Regions from separate parts of the Homo sapiens genome. Here all the other regions are linked to region 2. The links are chromatin contacts, found by Hi-C or POLR2A ChIA-PET in ENCODE. All regions are on one chromosome and are shown on one strand. The core of a region is the stretch at or near the end of the contact, and the rest is flanking DNA. Distances in the headings are between cores, read along the strand shown. Region 1 has its middle 13 kb from the start of EIF1AD. Region 2 overlaps LOC124902693. Region 3 holds the start of SF3B2 (splicing factor 3b subunit 2).

Evidence for each region. Hi-C counts contacts between places; a loop is a spot of excess contacts on that map. ChIA-PET counts read pairs that join two places held with the same protein, here RNA polymerase II (POLR2A). Pooled maps may share reads with other maps.
Region 1: a map of PC-9 shows a loop between it and region 2 (13-fold over the local background). The contact joins two enhancer-like sites. A Hi-C loop is called at or near these places in 16 of 168 maps with a recorded cell type or tissue (B cell, CD4-positive, alpha-beta T cell, CD4-positive, alpha-beta memory T cell and 11 more), 28 of 37 single-sample maps with no recorded cell type and 29 of 50 pooled maps. POLR2A ChIA-PET finds 5 or more read pairs at or near these places in 10 of 52 experiments (A549, A673, H1 and 7 more).
Region 3: a loop to region 2 is called in a pooled map, with 3 times the contacts of the local background. The contact joins the promoter of SF3B2 here to the enhancer-like site in region 2. A Hi-C loop is called at or near these places in 1 of 168 maps with a recorded cell type or tissue (naive thymus-derived CD4-positive, alpha-beta T cell) and 5 of 50 pooled maps. POLR2A ChIA-PET finds 5 or more read pairs at or near these places in 6 of 52 experiments (GM10248, GM12878, PC-3 and 2 more).

What each region holds. Positions count from the first base shown.
Region 1 is chr11:65,987,416-65,991,731 of GRCh38, reverse strand. No RefSeq gene overlaps it. Among named protein-coding and RNA genes, the nearest start is that of EIF1AD, 13 kb to the left of the region's middle. RefSeq lists an enhancer at 2,301-2,370. Within about 2 kb of position 2,276, at least 3 of the 41 ENCODE cell types and tissues checked have a DNase peak (open chromatin) inside an H3K27ac peak, as active enhancers do.
Region 2 is chr11:65,817,126-65,821,004 of GRCh38, reverse strand. All of the region lies in intron 3 of LOC124902693, which reads left to right. Among named protein-coding and RNA genes, the nearest start is that of SNX32, 15 kb to the left of the region's middle. RefSeq lists a silencer at 2,534-2,993. Within about 2 kb of position 2,629, at least 20 of the 41 ENCODE cell types and tissues checked have a DNase peak (open chromatin) inside an H3K27ac peak, as active enhancers do; they include PC-3, where a contact is called at or near this core.
Region 3 is chr11:66,049,652-66,054,178 of GRCh38, reverse strand. SF3B2 (splicing factor 3b subunit 2) reads right to left here and starts at 1,815. Exons shown (of 22, transcript NM_006842.3): 1 at 1,662-1,815; 2 at 1,460-1,506; 3 at 1,075-1,152. The coding sequence starts at 1,794. SNORD13F (small nucleolar RNA, C/D box 13F) reads right to left here and starts at 1,035; the gene lies at 951-1,035. RefSeq lists enhancers at 1,608-1,777, 2,398-2,447, 2,266-2,817 and a silencer at 1,988-2,197.

The sequences.
Region 1 (4,316 bases), core at 1,027-3,526, 170 kb before region 2:
ATCTCGGCTCACTGCAACCTCCGCCTCCCGGGTTCAAGTGATTCTCCTGCCTCAGCCTCCCGAATAGCTGGGATTACAGGTATGTGCCACCATGGCCGGCTAATTTTTGTATTTTTAGTAGAGATGGGGTTTCACCATGTTGGCCAGGCTGGTCTCAAACTCCCGATCTCAGGTGATCTGCCCACCGCAGCCTCCCAAATTGCTGGGGTTACAGGCGTGAGCCACCACACCCAGCCCCCATATTTTCTCATGTTTGCTATGGCTTCAAACTTACTGGCGCAAAGTTATTTGTATGATTGCCTTATGTTTGTAATCTTGGCTGTATCCAAAGTTATGTCCCCCTTTTTACATGTAATATTGTTTATTTGTGCCTTCTCTCTGTTATAGCTGGTCAATCTTGGCAGAAGGTCATTATTAGTCTTTTCTAAGCACCAGCTTTTTGTTGTCATTCTTTGTATTGGTATTTCATTAATTGCTGCTCTTACCGTATTTCCCACTTATACTCCCTTTGTTTTTGTTTGTTTTTGTTTTTTTCTCATAACCAATGGGAAACAAACCAATCCCTCTGGGTTTATCCTGTAGTTCTTTTTCTTTTTCCTTTCTTTGTTTTGTTTTGTTTTGTTTTGTTTCTGAGATGGAGTCTTGCTCTGTCACCCAGGCTGGAGTGCAGTGGTGCAATCTCAGCTCACTGCAACCTGTGCCTCACAGGTTCAAGCCATTCTTCTGCCTCAGCCTCCTGAGTAGCTGGGATTACAGGCGCCCACCACCACGCCTGGCTAATTTTTATATTTTAGTAGAGACGGGGTTTCAGCATGTTGACCAGGCTGGTCTCGAACTCCTGACCTCAGGTGATCCACCCGCCTCGGCCTCCCAAAATGCTGGGATTACAGGCGTAAGCCACTGAGTCTGGCCTATATTTAAACATTTTGGCTGGGCATGGTGGCACATGCCTGTAATCCCAGCTACTTGAAAGGCTGAAGGGAAAGGATTGCTTAAGCCCTTGAGGAGTTTGAGGCCAGCCTGGGTGACATAGTGAGACTCCCTTTCAATAAAAAATTAAAAGTCAAGAATAATTAAATATTTGGTTGGTTATTTTTAATAATGTGAGCAGCTTCAAACCCACCACCATAAAATAAAGGCTAGGACTTTAACAATAACCCAAGTAACATACTCCACCTCCCATCCTACCCTGACCAGCCCATTCTCTGCTGTCCCACCCAAGGCAACCATTGTCCGAATTCCATGTGCACTTTTTTTCTTTTTACATGGTTTGCTTTATTTTTATTTATTTTTATTTATTTATTTATTTACTTACTTACTTACTTTTTGAGATGGAGTCTCGCTCTTGTCGCCCAGGCTGGAGTGCAATTGTACGATCTCAGCCCACTGCAACCTCCGCATCCAGGGTTCAAGCAATTCTCCTGCCTCAGCCTCCCGAGTAGCTGGGATTACAGGCCTGCACCACCACACCCAGCTAATTTTTTTTGTATTTTTAGTAGAGATGGGATTTCACCATGTTGGCCAGGCTGGTCTCGAACTCCTGCCCTCAGGTGATCCACCCGCCTTGGCCTCCCACAGTGCTGGGATGACAGGTGGTGAGCCACCGTGCCCGGCCTGGTGCTTCGTCTTTAGTAGTTGCCCAGTTGTCTCCCAGGAAAGTGACTTGGGCCACAGAACCGTGGGTTTTGTCTTCATTCAAGGCCCAAACATCTCTACTGACCTGTGTCTGAGAAGCACACAGAGAAGTGTGGGCAGTTTCCTCAGTGGGAGCCGCCCTCAGAAAATCACTGATGAAGCAAGAAGTCAGGACACCACGGACACCACCAGCAGTTCATGCTGTGCGTGTGTTTGATCCACTGGTGACATTTGCAAGAGAATCCAAAAGCCCCTGTGGGAGGTGTGGAGGCATGCCGTATGCCTCATCTGGTGACACTGAGGAATGAAGAATTAGCAGTACAGGCTGGGCGCGGTAGCTCACGCTTGTAATCCCAGCACTTTGGGAGGCCAAGGCAGGTGGATCACCTGAGATCAGGAGTTCGAGACCAGCCCGGCCAACTGGTGAAACCCTGTCTCTACTAAAAAAATACAAAAATTAGCTGGGTGTGGTGGTGCACGCCTGTCATCCCAGCTACTTGGGAGGCTGAGATAGGAGAATCGCTTGAACCCAGGAGGGGAGGCAGAGGTTGCAGTGAGCCGAGATGGCGCCACTGTACTCCGGCCTGGGCAAGAGCAAGACTCCAACCAAAAAAAAAAAAAAAAAGAACTAGCAGTGCCCAGGGCTGTACACCAGGTGCCAGTACTGGCAGCAATTCTTCCAGTTATTGTGATAGATTCTCATGACGCTAAAATACCCACTTTGTTATTTAACCCTTGCTAATCCACAATGAGTTGCCAAGTACCAGAATCCTTTGTTACTAACCAGACCAGGCTGTTCATTCTTGAACAGCATTGGGCATCACTTTGTTTTAATAATTCTTGTATGAGAAGAGCACTCTTTTCCTTCTGATAGCAATGTGGCTCCAACTACTGGCTGATGTGAGACGGTACCGGCAGTTCCTGGCTGTGTATTCTGCCAACATTTAGAGAAGCCACCAGCAGAGGTCACCCTAAGCACGTAAAACCAGCAAGTCAGCACCTTGCCTTGGGCTACAGAACCCGAAAGCATCTAACCTAGTTACAGTCTCATAAGGGAACTGCATTCTTGGTCCAATCAAAGGGTCCACATGCCCCAACAGCAGTTAGGATGCTGGTAGACCACTGCGAACACAAGTTCCACTCCCCCAGAGATGGATTCACTCACCAAGGCATGATCAGAAGTGGCCTTCCTCCCCAGCAGCATTTACAAGCTGGAGTACAGTGCTTGGAGGGTGGTGGGGAACTGCCCTGGTTTTTTTGTTTTTTGGGGGACCCAGTTTCACTTTTCTTGCCCAGGCTGGAGTGCACTGGCGCGATCTTGGCTCACCGCAACCTCCGCCTACTGGATTCAAGCGATTCTCCTGCCTCAGCCTCCCAAGTAGCTGGGATTACAGGCACGCACCACCACGCCTGGCTAATTTTGTATTTTTAGTAGAGATGGGGTTTCTCCATGTTGGTCAGGCTGGTCTTGAACTCCCGACCTCAGGCGATCTGCCCGCCTTGGCCTCCCAAAGTTTTGGGATTACAGGCGTGAACCACCGCGCCTGGCCGCCCTGGTCTTTCAGTTAGAAAGCACCCAAATTGAGGTGCAGGAGGACTCACATGGAGGTGTCTGTGGCTGTGTCCCCCAGAAACCCTGCTCTGGACAAGGATGAGGTACCCCTGTAGTTAATGTCTGAGGATTCAGGGAGCCTTGGACCTGGTAGATGGGCAGCAAGGAGGGGCTGGTAAGACCTAAGAACTGCAGCCTCTGGAAGGGTCGTCTCCCCAGGGCCCCTCAGCACATGTATTCAGCTCCCCTTCTAGTGACTGCTGAAGCTTTCAGGCCTTTGGGGGTTTTGCCTCCCTGCGTTCTTCTCTGAAGGCTCCAAGTGCCTTCTTTCATGTGGGTCTCCCATCCGCTTTGTGTCTGCCATAATTTAGCTTTCGACAATGGAGTTCTGTCTTATCGATCCTACTCACGATCTATGGCCACATCTTTCCTTCCTCGCGCCCTCCCTTCCTTCCTTGCTTCGTGATCTCGGCTCACTGGAACCTCTGGCTCCTGGGTTCAAGAGATTCTCCTGCCCCAGCCTCCTGAGTAGCCGGGATTACAGGCACCTGCCACCACGCCTGCCTAATTTTTTGTATTTTTAGTAGAGACGGGGTTTCTCCATGTTGGTCAGGCTGGTCTTGAACTCCTGACCTCAGGTGATCCACCCGCCTCAGCCTCCCAAAGTGCTGGGATTACAGGCGTGAGACACTGCGCCCGGCCCACACATTCCTTTTTTGGGGGGGTGGGCCGCAGGAGACCTGCCCATCTGTCCTGCTTCTTGCTTCTCCCTTTCACTTTGTCCAGGGCTGACAAATCAGCCGTTTCTGAGGAGCCCTCCTGTCTGCCTCCTTCCCCAGGTGGGGTGTGCATTGGCACAGAAGGGCTGTTTTGCTTCTCTCACTGCCCCTGAACAGGTGCCTGAGGAGGGAAAGGCCTGGGACCCAAGGCAGAGCAGGTGGCGTGCTGTGTCTGTTGGGCAGGGGCGAGGTGGGGAGGACACTGGCAAGGCTCCTTAAGGCCGGGGGGTACGGGGCTCAGGGACTCGGAGAATCAGCATGCAATGACAGCATCGATGTGTCCGGGGCTCAGGGAGAGGGAAGTGGGACCCAGCCTGATCTGAGTGGAGACCCTGAGTGGGGCCAACTCC
Region 2 (3,879 bases), core at 1,380-3,879:
TTTTGTTTTTGTGGTGTGACCTAAAAAGCCTTGGATCCTCAAAAGATCTGGCCAAGTTCATGGTAAAGTTATTATTCCTTTAACAAATGCATTCATTTAACAATATTTATTAAGCACCTATTATTTGTCAGGTACCATTCCAGATGTCAGGATTATAACAGAGAACAAAACTGACAAATAGCACTGTTCTCTTGGTGCTTACATTGTTGTGGAAGGAGACAAAAAGAAATAATGTCAATATAATATGTCCTAAGAATTTTAAAGAAAAACTCAAGCAGGGTAAGGGAGAGAGAATGACGATGGGGAGGAGGGCCGCTCTTTGAGGAAGGCCCTTCTGGTGACCCTTGAAGCAGAGCCCAGCAAGAGGGGAGGGGGAAGCTGTGGTTTGGAGGAAGTCTTTTCATAGCGGGGAGCCTCAAGGGCAGAGCCCCCGAGGGGGAGTGTGCCCTACCTGTTGGAAGGAAGCCACTGATCTGCAATCCTGTTTTCCTCGTCTGCAAATTAATGGGCTTGTTGGGAGGGACAAATGAAATCATTTATATGAAAACATTTATGTCAACTGTAGAACACTCTATAAAAGTTATTCTCTTTATGTTGACTTCATCAAGTATTTGCAGTGTCTAAAGCAGGAATGATCATAATGATTATATTACAATTCTGCCCTTTCATTTTTTTTATTGAGGTGAAATGCATATAACATATAATTAATCATTTTATAGCCTACAATTCAGTGGCATTTGGTGCATTCACAATGTTGTGCAACCACCACCGCTTTCTATTTAAAAACCTTTTTCATCATCCCCACCTTTTCTTTCTTTTCTTTTTAAAATAGAGATGGTGTCTCCCTACATTGCCCAAGCTGGATTAGAACACCTGGGCTCAAGTGATCCTCCAACCTCAGTCTCCTGAGTAGCTGGGATTATAGGCACTCACCACTGTGCCTGGCCTTTCATTTTTATTTTATTTTATTTTATTAATTATTATTATTATTTAGAGACAGGATCTCACTCTGTTGCTCAGGCTGGAATGCGGTGGTGTGATCATGGTTCCCTGCGGCTTCCACCTGCTGGGCTCAAGCAATCCTCCCACCTCAGCCTCCCAAATAGCTGAAACTATAGACATACGCCACAGTGCCTGGCTAATTTTTGTATTTTTTGCAGAGCCGTGGTTTCATCTTGTTGCCCAGGCTGGTCTTGAACTCCTGGGCCTAAGTGATCCTCCTACCTTGGCTTCCTCCAGTGCTGGTATTACAGGCGTGAGTCACTGTGCCTGGCCTTTTTTATTTTTATTTTTTGACACAGAGTCTCACTCTGTCACCAGGTAGGACAGTGGTGCAATCTCGGCTCACTGCAACCTCTGCCTCCCAGGGTTAAGAGAGTCTTATGCCTCAGTCTCCTCAGTAGCTGGGATTACAGGTGCACACCACCACGCCCAGTTAATTTTTTTCTATTTTTAGTAGAGACAGGGTTTTACCATGTTGGCCCCACTGGTCTGGAACTCCTGGCCTCAAGTGATTCACCTACCTCGGCCTCCCAAAGTGCTAGGATTACAGGAATGAGCCACTGCACCCGGCCTTTGGCCTCATTTTAATTTTTATTTATTTATTTATTTATTTATTTATTTATTTATTTATTTATATTTATATTTTTATTTTTTTTGAGACGGAGTCTCGCTCTGTAGCCCAGGCTGGAGTCCAGGGGCGCGATCTCGGCTCACTGCAAGCTCCGCCTCCCAGGTTCACACCATTCTCCTGCAGTCAGCCTCCCGAGTAGCTGGGACTACAGGCGCCCGCCACCACGCCCGGCTAATTTTTTTTGTATTTTTAGTAGAGACGGGGTTTCACCATGTTAGCCAGGATGGTCTCGATCTCCTGACCTCGTGATCCGCCCGCCTCGGCTTCCCAAAGTGCTGGGATTACAGGCGTGAGCCACCGCGCCCGGCGCCGCATTTTTAATAGTCACTTGAGATACCATTCTGGAAATAGGATTTCCCCCCGTATCTGACTTTGTCCTTTCTGTTTCTGCCTAGCCTCCAGCTCCTAGGCTTCATCCATGTATTTTTCCAACAGCAATTTATTGAGCACCTACTGTGTGGGAGGCACTGTGCTAGGCAGATTCTGGAGACACAACAATGACAGTGACAGGGAGGTCCCTGCATCCCCAGGACTCACAGTGTGGTGGGGGATTTAGACAGTGAATGGATAATTGCCGGAAAACTAAATTATGATACATGCTTATAAGAAAAAATGTTTTGAAAATTATGTTAAATACATTTGTGGAGTTATCGAAGCTACTGGAAGAGAGACGCCACTCTCAGAACAACATGACTGGTTTTATAACTGTGCTCCCAGTTCAGACACGGGGGACAAAGATGACCTCGGGGAGGCGACCTGGATTTTGCTGGGGCCTAAGCAGCGAGGCCGGCCCAGGAAGAAAGAGCGGTGCTTCCTTCATTTGCTCCTGGTCACCCTCTGAGGTGTGCAAGGGTAGATAGTGTTGCCATCGCTCCCATTTGAGAGATGTGGAAACTGAGGCTTGGCCAGGCGTGCTTGCCACCTGGAGGGGCTGACGTCTGATACTTGCTTTAGCCAACGGTCAAAGCGTTTGTCCGATAGGGGGCAGCGGCGCGCCAGGCTGGAAGGAGAGCGGCATCCGCGCGCGCGGCGCTCCCGGCGTTCCAGGAGGGGGCGCTGCTGACCCGGCCTCGGATCGCCGCTCCCGCCCCGGCCTTGCCCCGCCGCCCTGCCCCACCCCCCGCCCGGAGCCCGGCACTCGTGACCTCGCCAGCTCTCAGCTCCCTCGGGCGATTTCGTGCACGCTAATGTGCGCCTCTGTGTTTTCCTAAATGCTGGTTTCTTCATCAAGCGGCGGAATAACGCATCAGGGCAGGTGACCCACGTCACCGGGGTGATGCACTGGTGCTCGCCGGGGCGGGCGCTGTGCCTGCGGGAGCCGCGCGGCCGGCGCGGTGTCGGGGCGCCTCGTGGGGGCCGAGCCGCGCCCGCACGTCCCTCAGGTAGGCGCGACCAGAGTTTCTTTAGACAGGATGACCTGGCAGCGTTTCCACCCCACCCACGGCGAGTTTCGCTTTCCTAATGTGGTTAAAAAGTGCGTTCTATCTGAAATAGGGTGGTTGAACAGGTTTCAACATTTTACTTAATTTTTTGTTTGTTTTAGATTTCTTCCTTCTGGTGGGTCTCTTTCTTTTTCTGTCAAGAAGATGTTCATAACTGTCCTCTTTGGCATTTGTTCAAAGTCCAGTTCTAATAGCTTTTGGACTGTGGTTTAATTTTAACCATAAAGCATTCTTTTGGAATAATTGCTTTTGAATCTGGGAAGAGCCAGCTGGATACAAGGCCATAAACACCCCCCTGCGGGGAATGTACAGGCTTTAAGTTACGTTTTTTTACCACTAGCATTTCTCTTTATCTTTTTTCTTTTTTTGGAGACAGGGTCTGGCTCTGTTGCCCAGGCTGGAGTTCAGTGGTACAATCAGAGCTCACTGCAGCCTCATCCTCCTGGGCTCCAGCGATCCTCCCATCTCAGCCTCCCGAGTAGCTAGCTGGGACCACAGGCACGCATCACTGGCTAATTTTTTTTTTTTTTTTTAGAGACAGGGTGTTGCTATGTTGCCCAGGCTGATCTCAAACTCCTGGTCTCAAGTGATCCTCCTGCCTCAGCCTCCCAAAGTGCTGGAATTACAGGCCTGAGCCACCATGCCTGGCCTAGCATATCTCTTTTTTTAAAAAAAGGAGACTGATGGGGGTTGGGGGGATGCAAATTGTGAGTAGATAGGTGGGATTGGAGGAGAGTTTGAACATCTGCTTTAATCAACTAAATGGTGTCTTAGAGCTGTCCTGCGGGCAACCATGTGGCCTCA
Region 3 (4,527 bases), core at 566-3,065, 230 kb before region 2:
AGACAGTCTCGCTCTATTGCCCAGGCTGGAGTGCAGGGGCTTGATCTTGGCTCACTGCACCGTCCACCTCCAGGGTTCAAGTGATTCTCCTGCCTCAGCCTCCCAAGTAGCTGGGATTACAGACATGTGCTACCACGCCCAGCTAATTTTTGTATTTTTAGTAGAGAGAGTTTCGCCATGTTGGCCAGGCTAGTTTCAAACTCCTGACCGCAGGCGATCCACCTGCCTTGGCCTCTCAAAGTGCTGGGATTACAGACATGAGCCACCACGCCCTGCCTCTTTTTTTTTTTTCCTATTTTTTGGTTTAATTTTATTTTATTGTAAGTTTTCGGGTACATGTGCAGTATGCGCAGGTTTGTTACATAGGTAAATGTGTGCTATGGTGGTTTGCTGCACCTATCAACCCACTGCCTAAGTATTAAGCCTGGCATGCATTAGCTATTTTTTCTGACACTCTCCCAGCCCCTCCCCCATCACCTCCCCCCTTTTTTTTTTAAAGAAGCAAAGTCTCATTCTGTCACCCAGGATGGAGTACATGGAGTACAGTGGCGCAACCAGAGCTCACTGCAGCCTCCAACCCCAGGGCTCCAGCAATCCTTGAGCCTCTTTATAGGGACTTTATAGGCGCGTGCCACCGTGCCCAGCTAATTTTTAAAATTTTTTGTAGTAACAGAGTCTCACTATGTTGCCCAGGCTGGTCTCGAACTCCTGGCTTCAAGCGATCGTCCCATCTAAGCATCCCGAAGTGGTGGGATTACAGGCATGCGCCACTGCACCCGGCCACAAGCTGCTTTTGGAGAAGCAGACAGTGGAAAAGGAGGCAAGTGTCAGCATCAAAGAGAGAACTGAAGAGCTCACAATTCTGTCATGGCAGTACCTCCCTGCCCAACAACTGCAAGTGAGAGGAAGGGCTACCCTGAACATATGGAATCTTTTTTTTTCCCCACTCAGGTCAGGCGAGTAATGTGCAAGGGTGTCACATCTCACACATGCACGTGAACACCCAATCATCATGCTCATGAACTACAAAAGGATCAGCAGATGGAATCTTAAAAAACAGAAGAATCTCCCTACCTGTGCCGACATGGGAGGTGGAGCGGCTTTGTCCCCATCTTCCCCTCTCAAAACCGGCCGATTCAGCACGATGCCAGTCTGCAAAAGAGAAAGGACTCTAGGTCAGTCCAAAACTAGCTGTTTCACTAAACGACGTTCGCTCCCAATTCATTCAACAAAACGTACCCAGTGCCTGTCTGCCAGCGCTCTGGCTGGGCACTGAAGAGGACCAAGATGGATACAAGAAATTACAACTAAGCTGGCAAAGGCAAGAACAAGCTAAAAAGGGCAAGCCTCCGCCTTGCTGTGCCGAGATAAAGAAAGAATGAAGACCGAGCCGTGATGGGGTATATAAGGTCTCCTGGAGAAGCTCGGCCTATCCTGACGTCCCGCCGCCAACACCTACCTGGCGGGTGTAGCTCTGCAGCCGCTCCACCAGCTCCTCGCGATTACCTGCAGGGCAAAGTACACGATCAATGGGGCAGGCCAGCCCGGCCAGGTCAGGCCCCAGCGGCCTGCCTCCGCCCCTCGCACCCGAGTCTCCCGGGTAACCAGGCTCCGCTTCTCCGCAGGCCCGTAAAGGCCCCTCGACTTCCTGTGTTCCTCACCCTGGATCGGAGCTCCGATCTCTGCCAACTTGGCCTGAAGCTCCTGGGCAGCCCAGGCGCCATAGTGGCCTGGAGGTGGCGGCGGCGGCAGCTGCAATTCTGCTTTGGGAGGCTCGGGATGCTCCGTCGCCATCTTAGCCGCAGGAAGGCGCGCGACCAACCCGGAAGCTGGGGCCAGCCTCAGGGCCCACTTGCCGGAACTTCCGGTGGCGCCGTATGCCACGTCCTCTCTGGTTGGGAGGCGACGCGCACTCAGGCACACCCGCTGCCGTGCGCTGGGCGACGGGATTCGCCGCAGACGCACCTTTCTCTAGTGGCCCCTCGGCGGTCTGGTCGCGAGGCCTCCTGGGAGTTGTAGTGCGCAGGTCTCGGTCTCTGCGGGCCCTGCGCGCCGCTACGGCCCCGAAGGCCGGCGGCGGGCCGGAGGGCGGGGCTGCGAGGAGGGCTGGCACTTCCCCGAGGGAGTGTTTTCTGCGCCTCACCTGCGGGAGCGAAGGCTCTCAAGCTTTCCGGCCCGGCCCTCCGGTCAGATCCTCGAACGCTTACGCTCCCAGGGAGTCCCGAGAGACTCATTTCCCCGGCGGCCCCGCGTTGCGGGCGCCAAGCGGGAGGCTGGAGCCGATGCCTGGGATAAAACAGTGTCTGATTGTCTGCCCGCCCACCCCCGGCCCAGGCCCGGATGAATGGGCTGAAAGGGGATCCAAGCCGGGAGAGCAGCAGGCCTGCCCGGGCTGAGCTCCAGCTGCCGACCTGGGGGAAGGGCGACTCTAAAGCCCCCTTTTCCACCTTCCAGGCCGGCTCAAATGTCGTCTTCTCCACTAAGCCTCCTCCCGCTTTCCTTTCCTTTCTTAGAGCTCCCATAATACGTTCGAATCTCCACCGTTTGTTAAGTCTTTCTTGCCCTTTCTTCCTACCTCTATCCCAAAAATGTGAGCAGGGACTTGATCATTTTCAGTCTCGCATCGCCTGGCGTTCAAGAGGCGCCCAATAAATGATTACTGGAAAAAAAGGAACAATGTTTCTGGTGAAAGCATTTGTGTCTTTTTTAGTCTCAAAAATAAACTCAGGCCCTTTTCCCTCAGCCGCACCTGCACTGGGGGCCCCACCTTGCCTCCCACTCCCCACCCCAACTCCCCTTGGCCTTTGGAGACAGAGGCAGAGACTGGCAGGGATTCTTGCCTGCCTAGCATCCACCTCTCCCTGTCCCACACCATCAATTCAGTTTCTCTCCCCACCTCTGCCACTAGCTCTGCCCTCTCACCAACAGCTAGCCTGTGTGTGTTTTTTATGTGTGTTGAGAAAGGGAGTGGGGAGACTCAAGTGAAATGGTCTCATTTTCCCCCTACACATCCCCTTCAGATCTTTTCTCCAGCTCCATTTTGCCAACTGCCCCCAGTGGAGAAGAAGCTGGGAACAGGGAAAAAAAAAGAATGGGGCACCAGGTCGGGGGAAGGTGAGGTTTGGGAGAGACAGGGAAAAGGACTGGGTTGAGAAAGGTTGGCTCACATCCTAGCACTGGGTGGGAAGTCCTCTTCCTCCTACCCAAACCTTGACCTTTCCCCTTTCCATCAATATCACTATGGGAGGCTCCTGCAGCCACACTCCCAGAGGAGAAGCCAAACCCGGAAAGGACAGTAACGAAGACAGAAAAACAGCGCCCTTCCCTCCAGCTTGTCAGCCCACTCAGGCAGAACCTTTCTAGCCCAAAGGAAGGCTCTTCTGCTCCCTGTAACTGGAGAGCCCAGGGCAGGTCATCTGAGGCTGAGGGCCCCAAGGCATGTGTAGGTGCTAGGGAAGGGGGCGGGGTCTCTGAGGCAGGATAAACTAAAGGCTGATGGAGTCTCATTTTATTTATTTATTTTTTATTTATTTATTTATTTTTTTTTTTTTTTGAGACAGAGTCTCAGTTGCCCAGGCTGGAGTGCAGTGGCTCTATCTGCGCTCACTGCAAGCTCCGCCTCCTGGGTTCACGCCATTCTCCTGCCTCAGCCTCCCGAGTAGCTGCGACTACAGGCGCCCGCCACCACGCCCAGCTAATTTATTTGTATTTTTTTTAGTAGAGACGGGGTTTCACCGCGTTAGCCAGGATGGTCTCGATCTCCTGACCTCGTGATCCGCCCGCCTCAGCCTCCCAAAGTGCTGGGATTACAGGCGTGAGCCACTGCACCCGGCCTGGAGTCTCATTTTATAACAGCCCTGGGAAGGAGGCAAGGTCTCAAGATCCTCCTCCCCCACGATATTGTACACAGCGGAAGATTGATGGGCAGAGAAGGTGACATGCCCAAGAGGCCAAACTGGGGCCACCAGCAGTCCTTCTGACTCTGAGAGTCCCTATTTCCTCCTCCTCAACCATAACAAGGACCCTCACACTATTTCCTATGTGGGCCTAGAAGGGCGTATCCAGCCCCTTCCAGTCCCACCTTTGGGTGGCTACCCAGCTCCAGGATCCTTGCTTTACCAGGCCCAGAGCAAAATAGAAAGCAGGTGTGCAGGCCAGCCACAGAACTCAGTGTAGGGCTCTTGATGTCTGGCATGGCTTTGGGAGGTGCTGCTGCCCAGCTCCCAGGTGATGGGAGCTGAGGACTAAGAAGTTCACATGGAGCCTTCGTGTGTATTATCTCTGCTACCTCAGAACAGCTTCCCATTTTACAGCTGGAAGCAATAGGGCTTAGGGAGTTGCCTCTTGACTCTGGGATTTAAGAGCAAACCAGGATTGAACTTGGGTTCTTTGATGCCTGGTGGCAGGTGCCTAGGCAGGGGTCCCAGCCTCACTATAGCTCTGGTCAGGAGTGAGTGGGTCTGGAGTCCTAGTGAGGAAAAATGGGTGAGCAGCCAGAAGCTACATCAGAGGGTATGGGGGACACGC